Linked DNA regions of Homo sapiens: region 1 is linked to region 2. Evidence: chromatin loops called from intact Hi-C (ENCODE). Cell type or tissue: HepG2. All regions are shown on one strand. Links, peaks and the distances in the headings refer to the core of each region. The heading gives the core; the rest is flanking DNA. Region 1 holds the start of LOC124904727 (U6 spliceosomal RNA). Region 2 holds the start of MIR4421 (microRNA 4421).

Region 1 (8,000 bases), core at 1-8,000, 310 kb after region 2:
GTTCAAATGCTTAATTACAGATAAAGAAAGTTGTAAAAGCAAGGACTAAAGCTTCCATCTAAGAAGTAGGAAAAGTCCATTTCATTTCCAGCCAGTATGGAATAACAGGAATCAGATTTACTGTCATTCCTATTACAACTAAAAACCACCCAAAAGGCTTAGTGGGAACAAAATTGGTAATAGTGTCTGTTCCTACCAGCTAGATTGGAAAACCTCATAATTCATGTGGCTTTGGTTACACTACTCAGAAGGATCTTTCCTCAGTGGTGGAGAGTACTAGTACAAGATTAAATACTGCTTGGGCAATGCTGACTAACAAATCTTAAAAGCAAAACACAAAAGGATTAAATTGTGTCTAAGTAACATAACTGCATCCCAAAATTAAGCTCAGGAATATTTATAGGATTACAAAAATATCCAGCACTTAACAAGATAAAATTTACAATGTCAGGCATCCAATAAAAAATTACCAGGCACGCAAAGATGTAGAAAAACCTGGCCCATAATGAGGAGAGAAATTGATCAATCATAACCAACCCAGGTCTAACCTAGATGTTAGAATGAGCAGATAGGCTGGGCACAGTGGTTCACGTCTGTAATCCCAGCAGTTTGGGAGGCCAAGGTGGGCGTATCACGAGATCAGGAGATCGAGACCAGCCTGGCCAACGTGTTGAAACCCCGTCTCTGCCAAAAATACAAAAATTAGCTGAGCATGGTGGCGTACCCCTGTAATCCCAGCTACTCAGGAGACTGAGGCAAGAGAATTGCTTGAATCCTGGAGGCAGAGGTTGCAGTGAGCCGAGATCGCACCACTACACTCCAGGCTGGGCTACTAAGCGAGACTATGTCTCAAAAAAAAAAAAAAAAAAGAACAGATAATGACATTAGAGCAGTTATTATTAACTGTATTACCTGTGTTCAAAAAGAGAGAGGGAAGGTTTAAAATAAGGCATTGGAAATGTAGAAATGACCCAGTTGAACAACTAGAGTTGAAGACTGTGATGTCTGAAGTGAAAAGCCACCAGATGAGATTAACAGCAGATCTGACATTGAAGAAAATACTGGTAAACTTGAAGACATTGCAATGGAAGCCACTTTGTAAAACACTTTGGTAGTTTCTACATAGGTTCTCAAGAGAAATGGAGGCATATGTCCACCAAAGACGTGTACATTATTGTTTATAGCAACTTTCTTTGTAATAGCTCCAAACAGGAAACAACCCCAAATGTACATAAACCAAATTGTTGTATATGCATACAGTGGTATACTTATTAATAAAAGGAGTGGGCTATTGTTACCTGCAATGATATGGAAAAATCTCAGTTCATTTTGAGTGAAAGAATCCAGAATACATTCTGCAATTCCATTATGTAAAATTCTAGAAAATTCAAACTAAGGCACAGTCATAGAAATCAAATTAGTGGTTCTCTAGGGAAGAGGTTGGGGATGGTATGGTGGAATTACCAAGGGGCACATGGAAACCATTGAGGGTGATGGATAAATTCATAACATTGATTAAGGTGGTGATTTCATTGTTGGATTCAATTGTTTAAACTTATTAAATTTAGATTTCAAATATGTGCAGTTTATTTTACGTTAAACACATCTTAATGAAGCCGTTAAGACCTTTTGAAGAGGATGATGGTTGGGTGCAGTGGCTCACACCTGTAATCCCAGCACTTTGGGAGGCTGAGGCAGGTGGAACACTTCAGGTCAGGAGTTCGAGACCAGCCTGGCCAACATGGTGAAACCCCATCTCTACTGAAAAATACAAAAATTAGCCAGGTGTGGCGGTGTGTACCTGTAGTCCCAGCTACACTGGAGGCTGAGGCGGGAGAATCACTTGAACCCGGGAGGCGGAGGCTGCAGTGAGTTGAGATCACCCCACTGCACTCCAGCCTGGGTGACAAAATGAGACTGTCTCAAAAAAACAAAACAAAACCAAAAAAATGAGCAAATCAAACCCAAAGTAAGTACAGAAGCATAATAATATGTATAAGAGCAGAAAACAGTAAGTGGAAAATGGATAAGTAGTAGAGAAAATGAACAAAACCTAAAGCTGTTTTTTAAAAAGATTAATAAAACTGATAATTATTTTGCTAGTGTGAAAAACAAGAACAGAAGAGAAAACACAAGTTATTCATATTGGGAATGAAAGAAGCGCCTACGTACATTACATGGACTATAAGGTGATATTAAGAACAAACTTATGCTGGTAAATTTACATGAAACTCTAAAAGGTTAGAAAAATTATTTTAAAGGTACAAGTTACCACATTCACAGAAGTAAAAAATTTGAATAGCTGTACATCAAATATATAAATTGAATTGTCAATCAAAACCTTCCCACAAAAAGGGCCTGGCATGGTGGCTCACACCTGTAATCCTAGCACTTTGGGGAGGCCAAGGTGGGCAGCTCCCCTGAGGTCAGGAGTTCGAGACCAGCCTGGCCAACAGGACGAGACCCCCGTCTCTACTAAAAATGCAAAAGTTAGCTGGGTGTGGTGGCACGCGCCTGTAGTCCCAACTACTCAAGAGGCTGAGGCAGGAGAATCGCTTGAACCTGGGAGGCGGAGGTTGCAGTGAGCCAAGATAGTGCCACTGCACTCCAGCCTGGGCAATAGAGTGAGACTGTGTCTCAAAAAACAAAAACAAAAACAAAACCTTCCCACAAAGAAAACCTGAAACGCTAGATGGCTTTTCTGGTGAATTCTGTCTAATATTTAAGGAAGAACTATTACCAGTCCTTCGCAAAAAAGAGAGAGATGAAACATTGCCTCATTTATTTTATGAAGCTAGCATTACCCTAATACCAAAATTAGATAGAGATTTTTACAGGAAAATATTTCTTATAACTATGGAGGGAGAAATCCTTTACAAAATAGTTGCAAACTGAATTCAGTAAAATATAATAAAATGTATAAATACGTTTATAGTATACATCATAGCCAAGTAGGCCATGTGGCTTGTTTACAAAAACATAGTAGGCTGGGTGCAGTGGCTCACGCCTGTAATCCCAGCACTTTGGGAGGCTGAGGTGGGTGGATCATGAGGTCAGGAGTTCAAGACCAGTCTGGCCAACGTGGTGAAACCCTGTTTCTACTAAAAATACAAAAATTTGTCAGGCGTGGTGGCACGTGCCTGTAGTCCCAGCTACATGGGAGGCTGAGGCAGGAGAATTGCTTGAACCTGGGAGGCGGAGGAGGCAGAGGTTACAGTAAGCCGAGATCATGCTGCTGCACTCCAGCATGGGCCACAAAGTGAGACTCCATCTCAAAACAAACAAACAATCAAACAAATAGAAATGCTGAATAGTGCTGAATGGCCCTAGCACTGCTCTTGATCGTAGGAGGGAAATACTTAGTATTTAGTATTTCATTATCAACTATTGTAGGTTCTTCAGCAATGCCCTCTATCAAGTTTACAAAGCTGCCTTATATTCCTACTTTGCTCTAAGTTTAGCTCTTTTTTTTTTTTAACATGAAATGGGTGTTGAATATTGTCAAATGCTTTTTCTCATTTACTATACTAATATGGGGATGTACAGCTTGTTTAACAGCTTATAATCCATCACTGTACATCCCCATATTAGTATAGTAAATAAGAAAAAGCATTTGACAATATTCAACACCCATTTCATGTTAAAAAAAAAAAGAGCTAAACTTGGAGCTATTTGTTTGTACGCATATAAACATGGATAAATCTGGCCAGGTGCGGTGGCTCATGCCTATAATCCCAGCATTTTGAGAGGCCAAGGCAGGCAGATCACTTGTGGTCAGGAGTTTGAGACCAGCCTGGCCTGCATGGTTAACCCCCGTCTCTACTAAAAATACAAAAATTAGCTGAGTGTGGTGGGATGTGCCTGTAGTCCAGCTACTCGGGAGGCAGAGGCAGGAAAATCACTTGAACCCAGGAGGTGGAGGTTACAGTGGGCCGAGATTGCGCCACTGCACTCCAGCCTGGGCAACAGAGAGATACTGTTTCAAATGAAAAAAAAAAAAAAAAGAAAAGAAAAAGGATAAATCTCGAAAACATTACTCCAAACAAAGGAACCCAGACAAAAGTAATCTTTAGGGTGAGAAGGAGGATCAGTGTGAGTAGGGGCAGGCTTTTGATCTAAGAATGTATGAGGAAAGTTTTTGTGCTATGGGAAATGTTCTTATCTTGATTGTATGGTGGTTATAACACTGTATATATTTGGCTAAACTCATGAGTGAGTTTTATTACATATAAATCATAATCCAATTAAGTTAATGTTTTAAATTCTTATTTATCATGCTAATCTTCTCTGTATTGTTCCAAATTTAGTATATATGCTGCCAAAGCAAGCACTTAAGTTAATTTTTTAAATACAAAAGTATGCTATTGGATTCAGTGATTTGTTCTTGATGACATCTGCATGTCTTCACAATTTTTCAAGGAACGTGGCCTGGGGTGGGATACTGCAGTGGCAGTGCCATCTTGTGGTAAGATCTTTGGAGTTAGGTAGACACAAATATGAATTCTGGCTCTGAAACTTGCTACATTCCAGTACTTTGTTCCCCTGAATTATTTTGGATTTCCTAAAAACAGTAACTCCTGTGTTTTGAGAACCTATACTGCCCAGGTACTATGCTAGGCACTTATGTGTATGTTATCTCATTAATTGTAATAATAATAATACAACTCAAAATAACATTTTTTGAGTTCCTTAGTATGTATTAGGCACTCTGCAAAACATTTTTCGTGAATTATGTCACTTAATACAGCAACCCAACGAAGTGTTTGTTCTACGGTTGTCATTTCCACTTTGCAGAAGAAGAGATTGAGGCTGAGAATCGTGTTTTTTTTTTTTTCTCTGAGACAGGTTCTCACTCTGTCATCCAGGATAGAGTGCAGTGGCAACGATCATGGCTCACTGCAGCCTCCATCTCCTGGTCTCAAGCAGTACTCCTGCCTCAGTCTCCTGAATAGCTGGGACTACATGCATGTACCACCATGCCTAGCTAATTATTAAAAATTTTTTGCAGTGGTGGTGTCTTGCTGTGTTGCTCATGTTGGTCTCAAACTTCTGAGCTCAAGCTGTCCTTCTACCTTGGCTTCCCAAAGTGCTGGGATTATAGGCATGAGCCACCTTGCAATAGAGAGTAATTTTTAAAATATGAGGAACTCAGGTTGCTGTCATGATTCCAGCTTTTTTTCTATTCCTCTCTTTCTGTGGAACAAAAGGCTATTTGTCTCATGTGTTACCCAGGCTTTCTGCAAGAGTAACTGGGACTTTAAGTTAAAGTCCCTTCTTGTTTTTCCTTTAAGAAACTTCTTTTAAGTCATGAGGGCTCAGAGTGTTTTCAAGAGTGTAAGAAGGTGGTGTCAGGTCTTGGAGATTGGTTTCTGAGCACTGGACAGACTTGCAAATGCATAAGCTCAGTTCCAGACAGGTACAGCTCTAGAAATATCAACCTCAGCCACAAGCAAAAAGGCAATGTTTATATGTGTTTGGTATAAAAACTGTGACTTATTTTTCTACTCTTTCCATAAACAGAATGATTCTTTGTCAGCAGTGACATTTTTGAAGGCCAAGATTGATTAAAGTTTTTGCTTCCACAACTATAGTGTTGAACCAGAATTATTTTTATGATAGTTAATCACTATCCAAAGTGCTCAGATAGGGATCTTTTTAAGGAAAGTTAAAAAGTATCATTGAGACCATGAATAATTGCATTGTAGCATTGCTTACTTAGGTAGTTGTGTTCCCATAGAACTTGTGTATCTTAAGTTCTCCCCCCACTCTTCTTTTTCTTCATCAGCATGGAATTATTTTTCTTCTTTTAATATGTAATATAATCAGTCTTTTTGGTATTCATGTACTTAACTGTAAATGGAATTGAATTATATTTTAATCTGAAACTGTAGACTAGCAGCAACCTAACATAAGCAGATATATGAAAGATAAGTACATTCTGATTCACTGATCTTTAAAATAGTGTAGTGCCAGAAATCAGCTGATTAATTTATAAGTAGATTTGATTCCTGAAAAATAATTGTGGGGCACAGGGAAAATTGTGATTTCTCACTGTTTCTCATTAGCATCATGTCTATTTTTGCTTTTTTACCTTTCAGTCATTTTTCTTTTTTTCTTTTCTTTTTTTTTTTTTTTGAGACAGAGTTTCACTCTTGTCATCTAGGTGCAGTGGTGCAATCTTGGCTCACTGCAGCCTCCGCCTCCCAGGTTCAAGTGATTCTCCTGCCTCAGCCTCCTGAGTAGCTGGGATTACAGGCATGTGCCACCACGCCTGGCTAATTTTTTGTATTTTTAGTAGAGACAGGGTTTCACCATGTTGGGCAGGCTGGTCTCGAACTCCTGACCTCAGTTGATCTGCCTGCCTTGGCCTCCCAAAGTGCTGGGATTACAGGCATGAGCCACCACGCCTGGCATTTTTCTTTACTGTATAGAGTATCCTTCCTTATTTTGGTTTGTCTGTCCTTTGCAGACCAACTATACTTCAAGTTTAATTTAAGTCTCATTTCTCTCACAAAGCTTTCTCTATCTGATACAACACATTTGTATTAGTCTGTTCTGGCAGTGCTATAAAAAAATACCTGAGACTGGGTAATTTATAAAGAAAAAAGGTTTAATTGGTTCGCAGTTCTGCAGGCTATACAGGAAGCATGGCAACATCTACTTCTGGGGAGGCTTCAGGGAGCCTTTACTCGTGGTGGAAGGCAAAGCAGGAGCAGACATCGTCACATTGCCAGCGCAGGAGGAAGAGAGAGAGGGGAGGTGGCACACACTTTTAAACACCCAGATCTCACGAGAACTGTATCACAAGAACAGCACCAGAGGGGGAAATCTGTCACACATGATTCAGTCACCTCCTACCAGACCCCACTGCCAACACTCAGGATTATAATTTAACATGATTGGGGATGCAAATCCAAACCATATTATTTCACCCGTGGCCCCTCCCAAATCTCATGTCCTTCTCACATTGCAAAATACAATCATCCCTTCTCAGCAGTCCTCCAAAGTCTTACTTCATTCTGGCACTAACTCAGAAGTCCAAAGTCTCATCTGAGACAAGGCTGGTCCCTTTTACCTGTGAGCCTGTAAAAGCAAAAGCAGGTTACTTACTCCTAAGATAAAATGGGGGTATAGGCATTGAGTAAATACTCCCATTCCAAAAGGGAGAAAATGGCCAAAAGAATGATGCTATAGGCCTTGTGCAAGTTCAAAACCCAGCAGGATAGTCATTAAATCTTAATGTTCCAAATAATCTCCTTTGACTCCATGTCTCATATCCAGGGTACAATGATGCAAGGGGTGGGCTCCCAAAGCCTTGGGCAGCTACACCCCTGTGGCTTGGAAGTGTTCAGCTTCCATGGCTGCTCTCAAGGGCAGGTGTTGAGTGCCTCCAGCTTGTCCAGGTGCAGGGTATTTAGTGGATCTATCATTCCAGGGTCTGGATGATGGTGGCCTTCTTCTCACAGCTCCACCAGGCAGTGCCCCAATGGAGACTGTGTGTGTGGGGGTCCAACCTCACATTTCTTCTCTGCACTGTCCTAGTAGAGATTCTCCATGAGGGCTTCTGCCTGGACATCCAGGCTTTTCCATATAGCATCTGAAATCTATGCGGGGGCCCCCATGCCTCAACTCTTGCATTCTGTGCACCTGCAGGCTTAACACCACATGGAAGCAGCGGCCCAAACAGTACCCAGGTTCCTTTGAGCCATGGCTGGATACAGAGCAGCCAGGATGCAGGGAGCAGTTTCCTGCGTCTGTGCAGGGTGGTGAGGCCCTGGGTCTCACCCACCTCGTAGGCCTCTGGGCCAGTGATGGCAGGGGCTGCTGTGAAGGTCTGTGAAATGCCTGTGAGGCCTTTTCTTCATTGTTTTAGCTATCAGCACTTGGCTTTTCTTTACTTATGTAAACTTCTGCAGCCCGCTTGAATTTCTCCCCTGAAAATTGGCTTTTCTTTTCTACCACATAACTGGGCTACAAATTTTTCAAACTTTTACACTCTG
Region 2 (17,618 bases), core at 3,873-11,872:
GTGTGGGAGGGACCCAGTGGGGTATGATTGAATTATGGGGGTGGGTCTTTCCTGCGCTGTTCTTTTGATGATGAATGAGTCTCACTAGACCTGATAGTTTTAAAAGTGGGAATTTCCCTCCACAAGCTCTGTTTGCCTGCTGCCATCCACATAAGACAGGACTTGATCCTCCTTGCTTTCCACCACGATTGTGAGGCTTCCCCAGCCATGTGGAACTGTAAGTCCAATTAAACCTCTTTATTTTGTAAATTGACCAGTCTCAGGTATGTCTTTATCAGCAGCATGAAAACAGATTAATACACTAGGATTAAATCAAAAGGACACAGACCCAAACTTGAAGTGGTTCCCACTCCAGATATGAGATAAATTTAGCCTCAATAAGGATCATAATCACAATAGAGTGAAACTCATCAAATCCATGAGTTCATAATGATAGAAAAATTGCTCACAATTAGAAAATAATAGGAAACAAATGTGTTACCTTGAAAACCAATAAAGGGAAAGATCAAAAATTTATCCTGCCTTTCCCAAGCTGGGCACAGTGGCTCATGAATGTAGTCCCAGCACTTTGGGAGGCCAAGGCAGCTGGATCACCTGAGGTCAGGAGTTCAAGACCAGCCTGGCCAACATGGTGAAACCACGTCACTATTAAAAATACAAAAATTAGCTGGGTGTGATGGCACGCACCTATAATCCTAGCAACTCAGGAGGCTGAGGCAGGAGAATCACTTGAACCTGGGAGGTGGAGGTTGCAGTGAGCTGAGACTATGCCACTACACTCCAGCCTGGGCGACAGAGCGAGACTCCATCACACACACACAAAAATTATCCTGCCTTTACTACATGAACTATACCATTGGATAACCAAATAATAGGTGAAGAGAAGCATCACTTTATTGAAGTATTTCAACTAACGAAATAGAAGTGTTAGCATTAGAAGGCTGGGTGCAGTGGCTCACGCCTGTAATCTCAGCACTTTGGGAGGCCAAGGTGAGTGGATCAGTTGAGATCAGGAGTTCGAGATCAGCCTGACCAACCTGGTGAAACCCTGTCTCTACTAAAAATACAAAAACATTAGCTGGATGTGGTGGCACAGGCCTGTAGTCTCAGCTACTCGGGAGGCTGAGGCAGGAGAACTGCTTGAACCTGGGAGGCAGAGGTTGCAATGAACCAAGATCACACCACTGCATCTCAGCCTGGGTGACAGAGTGAGACTCTGTCTCAAAAAAAAGAAAAAAAGAAAGAAAAAGAAATGTTAGAATTAGGATACCACCACTTTGAAAGTCCCAGTAAATTAATGGCTATAAGTATTCAACAGCAATAATTGTTCACATCACAACCAGACATGATGTGCCTCTTAATGAAAGACCACAGCACTATATTGTTTGGCCAAAGTGAATGACCCTGAGTCTGCTCAAACCTCTGGGTTTAGCTGTCAACTTGCAAGAAATAGAGGATTCAGAGAAACACAATGAATTGCATGCTCCTCTGACATAGTTTTAAGGGTGTCATTTTCTAATAATTCATTAAGCTACACATTTATATGTTACTCTTTATCTGTGTTTTATTTTACAGTAAAAAACAATAAACAAAATTTCCCACCATGCTTGGTAGGATTGCCTTTTCCTCCTTGGAAAGTCTCTCAGTTTTTGTTCTATGTGTGTGTGTGTATGTGTGTGTGTGTGTGTGTCTCTGTGTCCATGTATCTAACTATATACAGTTGACCCTTGAACACTATGGGGATTAGGGACACTGACCCCATGCAGTTGAAATCCACATATAACTTTTTTTTTTAAGAGACGGGGTCTTGCTCTGTCGCTGAGGAAACTGGAGTGCAGTGCATGATCACGGCTCACTGCAGCCTTGACCTCCCAGGCTCAAGTGATCCTCCTACGTCAGCCTCCCGAGTAGCTGGGATCACAGACGTATACCACCACACCTGGCTAATTTTTGTATTTTTTGTACAGATAGGGTCCAGCCATGTTGCCCAGGCTGGTCTTGAACTTCTGGACTCAAGCAATCTGCCCACCCCAGCCTCCCAAAGTGCTGGGATAATAGGCATGAGCCACTGTGCCTGGCCACATATAAGTTTTGACACTCTAAAAACTTAACCAGTAGTAGCTTTTGACCTGATTTGACACTCTAAAAACCACTAATAGCTTTTGACCTGAACCCTTATCGATGACATAGTCAATTAACACATATTTTGTGTTACATGTATTATATACTGTATAGTAATTAAGCAAGCTAGAGAAAAGAAAATGTTATTAAGAAAATAATAAGGAAGATAAAAAGTATTCACTATTCATTAGGTGGAAGTGTATCGTTAGAAAGGTCTCTATCCTACTCACATTGGGTATGCTAAAGAGGTGGGGTTGGTCTTGTTGCAGGGATGGCAGAGGTGGAAGAAGATCTGTGTATAAGTGGATCTGCACAGCTCAAACCCATGTTGTTCAAGGCTTACATGCACACACACACACACACACATATATATACACACATGTATGTATGTATGTATGAATATTAGGCTGCTTATGGTGGTAATAACATTTGGGACAAACAAGAATGTGACTGAAGAACTTGAAATCTGGGGAATGAGATGTCCATATGGAGGCTTTGAAAAGCTTTGACATTTACCTGGAAATTCTGAAGGCTACTCACATACATAGGACTGTGGACATGCCTGAGCTATGGGCATGGTCAGAAAAGACTTGAGAAGGCCCTAAGCTCTTACCTCTGACTGACCTTGAGTCTGCACAAGGAGGAATTTACAGCTAAAGCAGAGATGTGAACTACCTGCCTGAGTGTTAAAGGTTTGCCACAATGTGCCCACAGGAACTCTTAGCAAAGCCTGGGAGACTTATGGAGACTTATTTGTTCTAGACATTTGAGGAAATTTCTGCAATTCTTAGCTGATGACTAAGCAAACTGAGCAGATACTTCAGTGACCACACTTGAAAAAGGATAGAGACTTTATAGAATTAGTCCAGGAAAGTTACTAAGAAACAGCAACAACAACAAACAAAACAAATAAACAACCAGCAATATTAATAAACCCTGGGATGGGAGAGAGTCTGATTTCCATAGTTGTTACATTATATTATGTAAAATGACTATTTTCAACAGGAAATTATGAGACTCAAAGTAGGGCCCATATATTGGGAAAAAAAAAGCAGTTAATAGAAACTGTCCCTCAGAAAGCCTTGATGCTAAACTTACAAGGCCAAGTTGTTAAATCAGCGATATTAAATGTTTGAAGAACTAAAGGAAACTATGTATAAAGAACCAAAGGAAAGTATGAAAATGATATAAAACTTAAGAGAGAATATCAATAAAGAGATAGACATTTAAATAATTTCTTTTTAAATAAAACAACCAAATAGAAATTCTAGAGTCAAAAAGTACTGAAACAAAAAAATTCACTAGAGGGTTTCAAGAGCATATTTGAAAAAGAATCAGTGAACCTGAAGATAAACCAATTGAGAAAATCTGGTCTGAGAAAGAGAAAGAAAAAAAGATTAACAAAGATGAAGAGAACCTTGCAGATCTATAGGATACCATCAAGCATGCCAATCTATGCATAATGGTAGTCTCGGAAGAGAGAAAAAGGAGCAAAAAATATGCTTGACAAAATAATGGCCAAAAACTGCCAGCGTTTGATGAAAAACATTAATCTATACATCAAAGAAACTCAACAGACTCCAAGTATAGTTGACCCTTGAACAACATGGGTTTGAGCTGTTCAGGTCCACTTATATGGAACTTTTACTCACCTCTGCCATCCCTGAGATGGCAAGACCAACCCCTCTTTTTCCTTCTCCTCTTTAGCCTACTCAATGTGAAAACAGAGGGGATGAATTCCTTTCTGATTACCCACTTAATGAATAGTAAATATATTTTCCTTATTATTTTCTTTTCTCTGGCTGGCTTAATGGTAAAAATACAGTATATGATACTTATAACATTAAAAAAAGTGTTAATCAGCTGTTTATGTTGTCAGTAACATTCTGGCCAATAGTAGACTATTGGTAGTTAAGTTTTTGGGAAGTCAAAAGTTGTATGTGGATTTTTTTTCTACCCTCTTCTCACAGGTATGTATATGTGGATGTTTGACTAGTGGGGTCGGCACCCCAACCCCTCATGTTGTTCAAGGTTATACTGTAGTATAAATGCAAAGAGATGCACACCTATACACAACATAACCAACTGGAAAACCAAGGGCACAGAGAGTATATTGAAAGCAGAAAGACAGAAGCAGCTCATCATCTCTGAGGTATTCTTGATAAGATTAACAGCCAAATTCTTTCCAGTAACTTTATGAATATAAACTATTGTTATGAATATAGACTATCAGAATGATTCCAGCTCCATATAAAAATATTTATGGACCATGACAAAGTGGAATTTATTCCATGAATACAGGCTCAGCATACATTATCATATATCATATTAATAGAATAATGGACAAAAGCCAAACAGTCATGTCATAGATATGAAAAAGCACTTGAGAAAATTCAACACACTTTAATGATTAAAAAAACAAACAAGAAACCTGGAATAGAAGGAAACTTCCTCAGCCTGATAAAGGGCATCTATGAAAACACACTGCTAATGTCACTTTGTGGTGAAAGGCTTGAAAAAATTATCCCATCTTAGTCTGTGTTACTATTAATATAAAGGCATACCTGAGGCTGGGTAATTCATGAAGAAAAGAGGTTCATTTGTCTCACGGTTCTGCAGGCTGCACAAGAATCATGGCATTGGCATCTGCTTCTAGTGAAGGCTCCAGGCTGATTCCACTTATGGCAGAAAGTGAAGAGGAGCTGGTATATGCATATCATATGGTGAGAGAGGAAGCAAGAGAGAGACTAGAGGAGGTACCAGGCTTTTTTCAACAACCAGTTCTTGTGGGAACTAAAAGTAAGAACTCACTCTCGTGAGAATGGTACAGAGCTATTCATGAAGGATCCACCCCCACAACCCAAACACTCCTACCAGGCCCCATCTTTAACACTGGGGATCAGATTTCAACATGAGACTTGGCAGGGCCAAACAAATCATATTCAAACCATAGTACCACCTAAGATCAGGAATAAGACAAGGACGTTCACTCTTACCATTTATATTCAGTGTTGTACCAAGGGCTGCATACCCATCAGTCAGAATCCTTGTGTCATGGCATCCTCCAGGTGTCACTTTTCCAGTTGGAAACCTCTGTGGCCAGTGGTGCCTTTGCCAGAGTTTTGCTCAAGCCTGCTGGGCTTGTTCCACCCACTCGGCCTGGCAGGCTGCACTCAGCTCATGCTACTGGCCTGGCTCCCACACCTTCAAAGAATGATCCAGGCATGGAGAGGAGAGGGGTGCACAAGTAAGCAAGCATGGGGTCTGGCTGCTGCACACAGCCAAGCATTGGCTGCTGTGGTGGGGTGGGCAGTTCCAGGTGCCACCACAGGTGCTGGCTCTGTTCAAGCCTGTGGCTGGATCAGATGCACTATAAGTGGCTTCTGCTCTGGGCACTCACATCTGGACAAGGGGAACATGGTGGCACTTGGAAGCTCCAAGACACTAGAAACCACAGAGCCCCAAAGAGGGTGTCACAGCCCTGGCTGGGGGAGCCTGTGCATCTGAGCTCCCTGAAGGGCTGCAGCTCTTCTCTCCTTCTCATTGCCTGCAGTGTGACGAGTGGGGTGGAGGCAGGTGTTTTAGCTCTGTTTGTGTTATAGCACTTTCAGTCCCACCATTCAACAGGTCCTGAATTTTTGTCCTGTGTCCAGGAAGAATGAGGTATGCAGAAAACTGGAGGGTGAGCAAGGCAGAAAGGAACTTTCTTGAGCAAAAGAGTGACAGAACAGCTCTTGGGAGACCTGGAGTTGGTAGCTCCTTTCCACAGGCAGGTCATCCCAACTAGTTCAGCCCTCAGTAGAGAGGAGCCCCAGATTGGGTAGCTCCATTTCACAGGCAGGTCATCCTGACAAGTGTCCAGCTCTCTGGGGAGAGGAGACCTGGAGTGGGTAGCTCCTTTCCATAGGCAGTTAGTCCTGACGAGTGCATCCCTCAGCAGAGAGGAGACCAGAGTGGGCAGCTCCTACCTGCAGGCAGGTCATCCCAACAAGTGTCCAGCTCTCAGAAGAAAGGACACCTGGAGTGGATAGCTCCTTTCTGCAGGCAGGTAGTCCTGACGAGTGCAGCCCTCAGCAGAGAAGAGACCCAGAGAAGGTAGCTCCTAGCTGCAGGCAGGTTGTCCAGATGAGTGTCCAGCTCTCAGGGGAGAGGAAACCCAGAGTAGGTAGCTCCTTTCCACAGACAGGTTGTCCCAACAAGTGTTCAACTCTCAGCAGAAAGGAGACCCAGAGTGAGTAGCTCTTTTCCACAGGCAGGTCATACTGACAAGTAGAGGAGACCTGAAGTGGGTAGCTCCTTCCTGCAGCTGGTAGTCCTGACATCTGTATGAGTCTAGCTAGGTAACATAGTTTTTATGGGCTCAGAAAGGAAGAAGTGTGTTCTGATTGGCCCATGGGTGGCCATGGGCGGGCCTGGAAAAAGCACCATAAGTTCTCACTCCAGGCCGCAGACTCCACCTGGAGCTGACAGCCCAGCCCCCAGGCTTCATGCCATCCATGGCTTGAAGGTTGCGTTTCACTGGGAACCTGCCCCTTTCTGCCCAGGAGCCTGTCTGCCTCCTGTCACCATCAACATGTTGTCCATGCCGCCCAGGCTGTTCATGCTGAGGTTTGCCTACAGGCCCACACTGAGCCACCCTGAGCAACCCCTTGGTCTCCCTCTTGTGCTCTTCAGTTCCCAAAGTCTGGATGGCCTGAGACAGCAGGGGGCTGGCATGTCAGCACTGCCCTGAGTGCTTGGGTACCCAGCTGGGTCACAACAGTGCCTGGGCTCTGCCACAACTTTGCTCTGCCCCAGAGTGGGGGCCAGGAGCAGGGAGAGGCCAGGCAGTGGGAGCAGGCACTTTCAAGCCTACGGGAACAAAGGGCTTCCGGGGCCCCTGAGACCTCAGGGATGCCTGGGTCTGTGGCTACAGCTGAGAAGCTGCAGCTGTGCCTGGGAGCATGTGGCTCCTGCTCCACTGACTTGTTAGGGGGTGGGGCTCCCACCTGTTCCCGGCACCCGTGGGCTCAGCAGAGTGTGCAGCCCCAGTTGTGCTTCCCCTGCTGAAGCCGGCATCTTCACAGTGGCTACTCCAGACAGGCCACTGCTGCCATCACTTGCACCAACCTGTAGGTGACAGTCTTCCTCCATGAAGCCAGTTCATATGCTCTAGAAGTTACTCCTCCATGAAATATGCAAAGAAACAGCCCAAGGCTACAAGAAATACGCACACACGAAATCAAAGAAACAGGACACCACCAAAGGAACACAATAATTTTCCAATAACCAACCCCAAAGAAATGGATATCTATAAATTGCCTTCCAAACAATTAGAAATAATTGTTTTTAAAGAAGTTCAGCATGCAATAGGAGAACACAGTTGGACAACTCAGTGAAAACAGAAAAAGAGTCTACGGCCATACCACCTCGAACATGTCTGATTTCATCTGAAAACAGAGAAAGAATACATGAACAATACAAGAAGTTCAACAGGAAGGTAGAACTTATAAAAAAGAACCAGGCTGGGAGTGGTGGCTCACACCTGTAATCCTAGCACTTTGGGAGGCCAAGGTAGGCGGATTGCCTGAGCTCAGGAGTTTGAGACCAGCCTGGGCAACACAGTGAAACCCCATATCTACTAAAATACAAAAAATTAGCTGGGCATGGTGGTGTGCACCTGTAATCCCAGCTACTCAGGAGACTGAGACAGGAGAATCACTTGAACCTGGGAGGCAGAGGTTGCAGTGAGCTGAGGTCATGCCACTGCACTCCAGCCTGGGTGACAGAATGAGACTCCAACTCAAAAAAAGAAAAAAAAAAAAAAAAGAAAAAGAAAGAAATTCTGGAACCAAAAAACCTAATGACTGATATTAAAAACACAATAGAGAACTTCAAAAATAGACTTTATTGAGCAGAAGAAAGAATTTGTGCCCTTGAAGACAGGTTATTTGAAATTATCCAGTCAGAGGAGAAAAAAGAATGAAAAAGAGTGAAGAAAATTTATAGGACTTATGGGACACCATCAAGCAAACCAATATGTGCATAATGAGAGTACTAGAAGAAGAAAAGCAAGAGAAAGAGGTAAAAAGCTTTTTTAAAGAAATAATGGGTTAGGTGCAGTGGCTCATGCCTGTAATCCCAGCACTTTGGGAGGTCGAGGCAGGTGGATCACCTGAGGTCAGGAGTTAAAGACCAGCTTGGCCAACATGGTGAAACCTTGTCTCTACTTAAACTACAAAAATTAGCCAGGTGTGGTGGCAGGTGCCTGTAATTCCAGCTACTCGGGAGGCTGAGGCAGGAGAATGACTTGAACTTGGGAGGCAGACGTTGCAATGAACTGAGATTGTGCCACTGTACTCCAGCCTGGGTGACAGAGCAAGACTACTTCTCAAAAAATTATAATAATAATAATGATAATAAAATAAAATAAAGAAGTAATGGCTGAAAACTTCTCAAATTTTGAGAGGGAAATGGATATCCAGATTCATGAAGCTTACAGGTTTTCAAAGAGGATCAATTCAAGACTATACCAAGGTACATTTTAATCAAATTGTCTAAAATAAAGGACACTGAAAGAATTTTAAAGCTGCAAGAGAAAAGTAATGCATCACATATAGGGAATCACCATAAGACTATCAGTGGCTTTCTCATCAGAAACCTTGCATGCCGAAGAGAATGGGATGATATATTGAAAGAACTGGAAAAAAAAAACTACTTACCGTGAATCTACATCTGGCAAGATTATCCTTTAAAAATGAAGGGGAGATGAATTCTTCCTTAGACAAACAAAAACAAAGGGAGTCTGTCACTACTAGCCCAGCCGTAAAAGAAATGTTTAAAAGAGTTATTTCTTCAAATTGAAATGAAAACACACTAAATAGTATAATGAAAACATATAAAAGCATAAATATTATGAGTAAAGGAAAATATATGGACAAATATAGTTAATATAAAACTATAATGGTGGGGCCTAACTTACTTTTAACCCTAATATAAAAATTAAAAGATAAAAATTTGTCAAAGGATACACAATATAAAAGGCAACAAACTGACTACAAGAACACAAAGTGTAGGGGTGGGGAGTAAAAATGTAAAACGGTTTTTGGTTTTGGTTTTTTTTAGAGACAAGGTCTTACTACATTGCACAGGCTGGTCTCAAACACCTCACTTCAAGCAATCCTCCTGTCTCAGCCTCCCAAAGCACTGGGATTACAGGTGTGAGCCACCATGCCTGGCCAAAAGTATAAAGGTTTTGGATGTGATTGAAATAGTTATAAACTTAAAAATAGATGGTTAGAAATACAAGATATTTTTCATAAGCCTCAAGTTAACCACAAAGAATAAAATCTGTAACAGATACAGAAAACATAAAGAGATGAGAATCAAAGCAATCACTATAAAACATCAAATAACAAACGAATATAATAAGAGAGGAAGAGAGGGGCAATATAACTGCAAAAGACACAAACCAGTTAACAGAATGGCAATAGTAGTCCTCAGCTATCACTAATTACTTTAAATGTAAATGGATTAAACTCACCAATTAAAAGGCATAGAGTGGCTGTGTAATTTGAAAGAACAGGATCCAATGGTATGTTGTTTATAAGAGACTGATTTTAGAGTTAAAGACACATATAGACTAAAAGTGAAGAGATGAGAAAAGATTTCTCACGCAAATGGTAACCAAGGATACGCAGGGTAACTATACTTATGTTAGACAAAACAGATTTTAGTTTAAAGCTGCCTGCAGAGACAAAGTCTTGATATAATTATAAAAAGATCATTTCAACATGATTATGTAACAATTATAAATATGTATATACTGAACAAAGAGCATCTAAATATATAAAGCAAATGTTGACAGATCTGAAGGCAGAATTTGACAGTAACATGATAATAGTAGAGGATTTCAATACTCCACTTATAATAATGTACAGAATATCAAAAAAGAAACAGAAAACACTATAAAACAAATGATCCTAACAGATATATAAAGAAATTTGCACCCAACAACAGAAGATTATCCACTTTTCTCAAGCATACATGGAACATTCTCCAGGATAGATCATATGTTAGATTACAAAACAAGTGACCTAATTTAAGAAGATTGGAATTATTCCAAGTATCTTTCTGGACCACAAGGGATGAAAGTAGAAATCAATAATCTTAAGAAAATAGGAAAAATCACAAACACATAGAAACTCAACAACAAACTCTTGAACAACTCTTGGGTCAAAGAGGAAATCAACGGGTAATTTTAAGAGTATCTTGAGGCTAGAAATGATGGCTCACATCTATAATCCCACTGCTTTGGGAGGCCAAGATGGGAAAATTGCTTGAGACCAAGAGTTTGAGGCTAGCCTGGGCAAAGAAAAAAAAAAAAAAAAAAAAAAAGAAAGAAAGAAAAGAAAGAGAGAAAGAAAGGGAAAAAAAAGAGAAAAACAGTAGAACATACCAAAATTTATAGGGTGCAGCAAAAGCAGTACTAAAAGGGAAGTATATAGTGATAAATGCCTACATTAAAAGAAGAAAGAAGGCCGGGCACAGTGGCTCATGCCTGTAATCCCAGCACTTTGGGAGGCCGAGGTGGGAGGATCACTTGAGGTCAGGAGTTTGAGACCAGCCTGGCCAACATGGCAAAATCTCATCTCTACTAAAAATACAAAAAATTAGCCAAGCATGGTGGTGCGTGCCTGTAATCCCAGCTACGTGGGAGGCTGAGGCAGGAGATCACTTGAACCTGGGAGGTAGAGGTTGCAGTGAGCCAAGATCATGCCACTGCACTCCAGCCTGGGTGACAGAGCATGACTCAGTCTCAAAAAGAAAGAAATAGAAAGAAAAAGAAAGAAAGAAAGAAAAGAAAGAAAGAAAGAAAGGAAGGAAGGAAGGAAGAGAAAGAAAGAAGGGAGGGAGGGAGGGAGGGGAGAGAGGGAGGGAGGAAGGGAGGAAGGAGAAAGATCTCAAATAAGATATTACACCTCAAAGAACTAGAAAAAGAGCAAACTAAGCCCCAAATTAGTGGAATAAAGGAATTAATAAAGATCAAAGAAGAAATAGAGAATATATTTATTTATTTGTTTATTTTTTTGAGACAGAGTCTCACTGTGTCACACAGGCTGGAGTGCAGTGGCATGATCCCGGGTTCAAGTGATTCTCGTGCCTGAGCCTCCTGAGTAGTTGGGATTACAGGTGCCCACCAGCATGCCCGGCTAATTTTTGTATTCTTAGTAAGAGACGGGGTTTCACCATGTTGGTCAGGCTGGTCTCGAACTCCTGACCTCAGGAATTGATTCCTGCTGGGATTACAGGCATGAGCCACTAGGCCTGGCCTCAAATAGAGAATTTTATAAGCAAGAGAAAAGATTCCATAAGACTAAGAGTTGGTTTTTTGAAAACAAAAAATCAACAAAAAATCTCAGTCTTTGCTAGACTGAGAAAAAAGAAAAAAAACTCAAATAAACCAGAAATAAGAGAGGACGCATTGCAAAGAGTGCCTCAGAAATAAAAAGAATCGGCTGAGCATAGTGGCTTACGCCTATAATCCCAGCACTTTGGGAGGCCAGGGAGGGTGGATCACTTGAGGTCAGGAGTTCGAGACCAGCCTGGCCAACATGGTGAAACCCCATCTCTACTAAAAATACACAAATTAGCCGAGTGTGATGGCACATGCCTGTAATCCCAGCTACTTGGGAGGCTGAGGCATGAGAATTGCTTGAACCCAGGAGGTGGAGGCTGCAGTGAGCTGAGATCATGCCACTGCATTCCAACCTTGGTGATGGAGTGGGACTGTCTCAAAAAAAAAAAAAAAAAAAGAATCATAAGGGACTATTATGAACAATTTAATTATATGCCAATAAACTATAACTTAGAAGATTAGAACCATATACCCTGAATTAAGAAAATATAGAAAGCCTGAAGAAACCAATAACAAGTAAGAACATTGAATCAATAATCAAAGCCTTCCAGCAAAGAAAAGCCCAGAATCAGATGGCCTCCTGGGTGAATTGTATGAAACATTTGTAAAATAATTAATACCCTTTCTCCTTAAACTCTTCCCAAAAAGATAAGGAATACTTCCAAATTCATTCTATGAGGCCAGCATCATCCTGACACCAAAACCAGACAAAAACACTATACAAAAGAAAAAGAAAGAAAGAAAACTAAAGAGCAATAGTCCCAATGAATATACATGCAAAAGTCCTCAATGAAATGCTAGCAAACTGAATTCAGTTGCTCATTAAAGGGATCATATACTATGACCAACTTGAGTTTATCCTTGGGAGTTAAGGATGGTTCACTATATGCAAATCAACCAATGAGATACAGCACATTAACAAAATGAAAGAAAAAACCACATGATCTTCTCAATAGATGCAGAAAAAAACATTTGACAAAATTTGCCATCCATTCATGATTAAAGCTACAACAAAATAAATATAGCAGGAACTTACCTCAAAACAACAAAGATCATATATGAAAAGCCCAAACCTAACACCACAATCAAACCTTGGGGGACAGGTCGAAAGCTTCCCCCAAGATCCAATACAAGGCAAGGATGTTCATGCTTGACACTTCTGTTCAACATATTACTGGAAGTTCTTGCCAGAATAATTAGACCAAAATAACATCCAAATTGTAAAAGAATAAGTAAAATTATCTCTGTTTGCAGATGACACAATCAAATATGTACAGAACCCTAAAGGAAAAAAATCTGTTGGAACTAACTAACCAATTTAGTAAAGTTACAGGATAACCAACATACTAAAACACACAAACAGCAAAACTACCTGAAAAGGAAATTTAAAAAACAATCCCATTTACAATAGCTACAAACTTAACCAAAACAGAAACACTTGCATGCTGAAAATTATGAAACATTGATGAAGGAAACTGAAGAAGACACAGATGAATGGAAATACATCCTATGTTCATGGATTGGAAAATTCAATATTTTTAAAATGTCAACATTAGGCCAGGCACAGAGGCTCATGCCTGTAATCCCAGCACTTTGGGAGGCTGAGGTGGGTGGATCACCTGAGATGGGGAGTTCGAGACTAGCCTGACCAACTTGGAGAAACCCCGTGTCTACTAAAAATACAAAATTAGCCAGGCATGGTGGTGCATGCCTGTAATCCCAGCTACTCGAGAGGCTGAGGCAGGAGAATCCCTTGAACCCTGCAGCTGGAGGTTGCGGTGAGCTGAGATCACGCCATTGCACTCCAGCCTGGGCAACAAGAGCGAAATTCTGTCTCAAAAAAAAAAGAAAAAAAAAAGCCACATTATTCAAAGTGATCTACAGATTCAGTACAATCTCTATCAAAATCCCACTGGCATTCTTTATAGAAATAGAAAAAATTATGCTAAAATTTATATGGAACCACAATAGACCCCACATAGCCAAGTCAATCTTGAGCAAGAAAAATGAAGCTAGAGGCATCACACTTCCTGACTTCAAAATATATTACAAAGTGACATTAATCAAAGCAGCATGTTGCTGACATAAAAACAGACATATAGACGAATGGAACAAAATAGAGAACCCAGTCAACTGATCTTTGACAGAGGTGCCAAGAACACACAATGGGGAAAGGATAGCCCCTTACATAAGTGATGTGGGGAAAACTGATACGAGCATACTTAATTTTACTGTAGTTTGCTTTTTTGTGCTTCACAGATCCTGCATTTTTTATTAATTGAAGGTTTGTGGCAACCCTGCACTGACCAAGTCTATCGGTGTCACTTTTCCAAGAGCATGTGCTCACTTTTGGGTCTTTGTCACATTTTGGTTATTCTTTTGATATTTAAAATTTTTTGTTATTATTATATCTATTATGGCGATCTGTGGTCAGTGATCTTTCATGTTATTATTGTAATTGTTTTGGGGCACCACAAACTGCACCCATATGAGATAGTGAACTTAATTGATAAGTATTGGGTGTGTTTTTGCTACCCCACCAACCGACATTCCCCCCATCTCTCTCCCCCTGCTTGGGTCTATTCCCCAAGACACAAGAATATTGAAATTAGGCCAACTAATGATGCTAAAATGGCCTCTAATTGTTCAAGTGAAAGGAAGAGTTGCACATTTATCATCTTAAATCAAAAGCTAAAAGCAATTAAGCTTAATGAGGAAGGCATGTCAAAGGCTGAGATATGCTGAAAGCTAGGACTCTTGCACCAAACAGCAAAGTTGTGAATGCAAAGGAAAAATCCTTGAAGGATATTAAAAGTGCTACTCCAGTGAACATATGAATAATAAGAAAGCAAAACAGACTTATTGTTGACAGAGAGAAAGTTTAGTGGCCTAGATAGAAGATCAAACCAGCCACAATATTGTATTAAGCCAAAGCCTAATTCAGAGCCAGGCCTTAACTCTCTTCAATTCTGTGAAGGCTGAGAGAGGTGAGGAAGCTGGAGAAGAAAAGTCTGAAGCTAGCAGAAGTTAATTCATGAGGTTTAAGGGAAGAAGCCAACTCCATAGCATAAAAGTTAAAGATGAAACAGCAAGTGCTGATGTAGAAGTTACGGCAACCTTTATCCAGAAGATCTAGCTAAGATAATTGATAAAGGTGGCTACTCTAAAGAACAGATTTTTCAATGTACACAAAATAGCCTTCTATTGGAAGAAGATGCCATCTAGGACTTTGATAGCTAAAGAGAAGTCAATGCCTGGCTTCAAAGTTTCAAAGGGCAGCCTGACTCTCTCCTTAGGGGCTAATGTAGAATGTGACTTTCAGTTGAAGCCAATGCTCATTGAGAATTCTGAAAATCCTAGGGCTCTTCAAAATTATGCCAAATCAATTCTGCCTATGCTTTCTAAATGAACAACAAAGCCTGGATGAGAGCCCATCTCTTTACAGCATGGTTTACTAAATATTTTAAGTCCACTCTTGAGACCTACTCCTGAGGAAAATGATTCCTTTCAAACTATTGCTGGTTATTGACAATGCACCCAATCATCCAAGAGTTCTGATGGAGATGTACAAGGAGATGAATGTTGTTTTTATGCCTGGTAACACATCATCCATTCTGCAGTCCGTGGGTCAAGGAGTAATTTTGAGTATCAAGTCTTATTCTTTAAGAAATATATTTTGTAAGGCTATAGCTGCCATAGATTATGATTCCTCTTACAGATCTGGGCAAAGTACATTGAAAACCTTCTGGAAAAGAGTCACCATTCTAGATGCCATTAAGAAAATTCATGATTCATGGGAGGTCAAAATATCAGCATTAGCAGGAGTTTGAAAGAAGTTGATTTCAGCCCTCATGAATGACTTTGAGTGGTTCAGGACTTCTGGGAAAGGAGTCACTGAAGATTGGTGGAAATAGCAAGAGAACTGGAATTAGAAATGAAGCCTGAAGATATGACTGAATTGCTGCAATCTCATGATAAAACTTGAATGGAAGAGGAGTTGCTTCTTATGGATGAGCAAACAGTGGTTTCTTATGATGGAATCTATTCCAGATGAAGATGTGAACATTGTTGAAATGACAACAAAGGATTTAGAATATGACATAACCTTAGTTGATAAGGCAGCAGTAGAGCTTAAGAGGATTGAGTCCAATTTTGGAAGAAGTTATCCTGTGGGCAAAATGCTATCAAACAGCATCACATGCTAGAGAAAAATCTTTCATGAAAGAGTCAACTGATGTGGCAAACTTCACTGTTGTCTTATTTTTAAGAAATTGTGGGCCAGGCGCAGTGGCTAGTGCCTGTAATCCTAGCATTTTGGGAGGCTAAGGCAGGAGGATCACTTGAGCTCAGGAGTTCAAGACCAATCTGGGCAACATAGTGAGACCCCCTCTCTGCAAAACAGTGTTAAAAATTAGCTAGGCATTGTGGCATGTGCCTATAGTTACAGCTACTCCAGAGGCTGAGGTGGGAGGATTGCTTGACCTCAGGAATTCAAGGCTGCAGTGAGCCATGATTGTGCCACTGCACATCAGCCTGGGTGACGGAGTAAGACCTTGTCTCAAAAAAAAAAAAAAAGGAAGAAAAAAGAAAGAAAGAAAGGAAGGAAGGAAGGAAGAAAGGAAGGAAGGAAGGGAAATTGCCACAGCCACCCCAACCTTCAACAACCACCACGCTGATCAGTCAGCAGCTTCAACCTTGAGGCAAGAACTTCCATCAGCAATAAGATTATGACTCACTAAAGGATCAAATGAATATTACCATTTTTTTAGCAATAAAGTATTTTAAAATTAAGGTATGTACATTTTTTAGACATAATGCTGTTCCACACTAATATACTATAGAATAGTGTAAATATAACTTTTATATGCACTGGGAAATAAAAAAGTCATGTGACTCATTTTATTGCAATATTAACTTTACTATGGTGGTCTATAACTGAATCTGCAATATCTTCAAAGTATGCCTGTACATTTGTAATTTTGATAGATTTTGCCAAATTGCTCTCATGGAAGTCTACTACATGCTAATATCAACAATGTAGCGGAATTACTATTTCTCCACCTCCTCACCAACATGGTAGTATATTCAACTTTTTTTCCTTTGCCAATTTAGTGGGGAAAATGATATCACAATGTAATTCTAATTTATTTTTCTTATTAGGAGGAAAATTATTTTTTAATGTGTTTGAGGTACTTGTATGTTCTTTCTGTGAGCTGTCTGTTGCTCAAGACTTTTTAAGGGAGAAAATGAGTTTCAAAACCTTTTTTTGAATAATATTGTAGACCAGAAAACACTTCTGTCATTGAATTTTAGATTACTTTTTAAAAGTATGCCTGAAAAGAGTTAGGGAAGTTTGCAAGGACCAAAGATTCTAGTTACATATGATAACTGCACTGATGTAGCTATATACATAACAGAAAAAAATTGAACAATTTATTTCAAGCCTCTAGTTCATTTCACTTTATAATAGATGAATTTCAGAAAATATGTATCTTAAACACTTTCTGTAAAGAGTTTTAAGGTACAATTTTTTAACAAAATAATGATTAAAAGGATATTAACTGTCAACCTAAATAACAAACAATGAGGGAGACTCTCTAAAATATTTATTCAGGAATAGACATTGCAATGGGAATTACATGCCATAGTAAATTATGTGTGTATTCAGGGAGGTAAAGGAAGACAAACGTTTTTGAAGGAAAAATGAGGAGGATTACATCATAGTTTTTGAGATAATTATCCTTGACTATAAGTATCATTCACAAGGGTGGCTCCTGTCCAAGGCTGGACAGGCAGTTGCTGGGCATGCTGGGCAGATATTCTCATAGAAGTTTTTTGGTTTTTGTAAGGTTCTGATGGCATTTGTGCAAGGTTGTGGTTTCTACAGTCTTTTATGATAGCTCTTATTACCAGGCATTCATATGAGAACTCTCCCTTCATGACCTTCCCCAGTTCTAGTTGTCAGAGTTTTTAACACAAACGAAATTTTGATTCTGACAGCTTTCACATAATCATTAAGGCAATTTACCTCCCATTTATTTTCTATTCTTGTTTATAGTTATCTAGAATGTTGTCATAATATAATCAGCTTTCCCATAGT

What was found. A loop is a pair of places that touch in the nucleus more often than their neighbours do. Peaks named below come from ENCODE experiments on the same cell type or tissue, not always from the same donor. Only the 100,000 strongest peaks of a DNase experiment are listed, where the experiment ranks them.
Region 1: it touches region 2 in a loop (8-fold over the local background); 6 of 110 quality-filtered maps call a loop at or near these places.

Annotation. Positions count from the first base shown.
Region 1 is chr1:50,746,627-50,754,626 of GRCh38, reverse strand. The region is part of intron 4 of FAF1 (Fas associated factor 1); the gene reads left to right. LOC124904727 (U6 spliceosomal RNA) reads right to left here and starts at 4,331; the gene lies at 4,229-4,331. In HepG2, for the core only: a CTCF peak has its summit at 4,450 (motif pointing left); no DNase peak of the experiment used is centred there.
Region 2 is chr1:51,048,570-51,066,187 of GRCh38, reverse strand. MIR4421 (microRNA 4421) reads right to left here and starts at 6,351; the gene lies at 6,283-6,351. MIR6500 (microRNA 6500) reads right to left here and starts at 6,170; the gene lies at 6,085-6,170. In HepG2, for the core only: a CTCF peak has its summit at 7,244; a DNase peak (open chromatin) is centred at 7,227; H3K4me3 peaks cover 277 bases.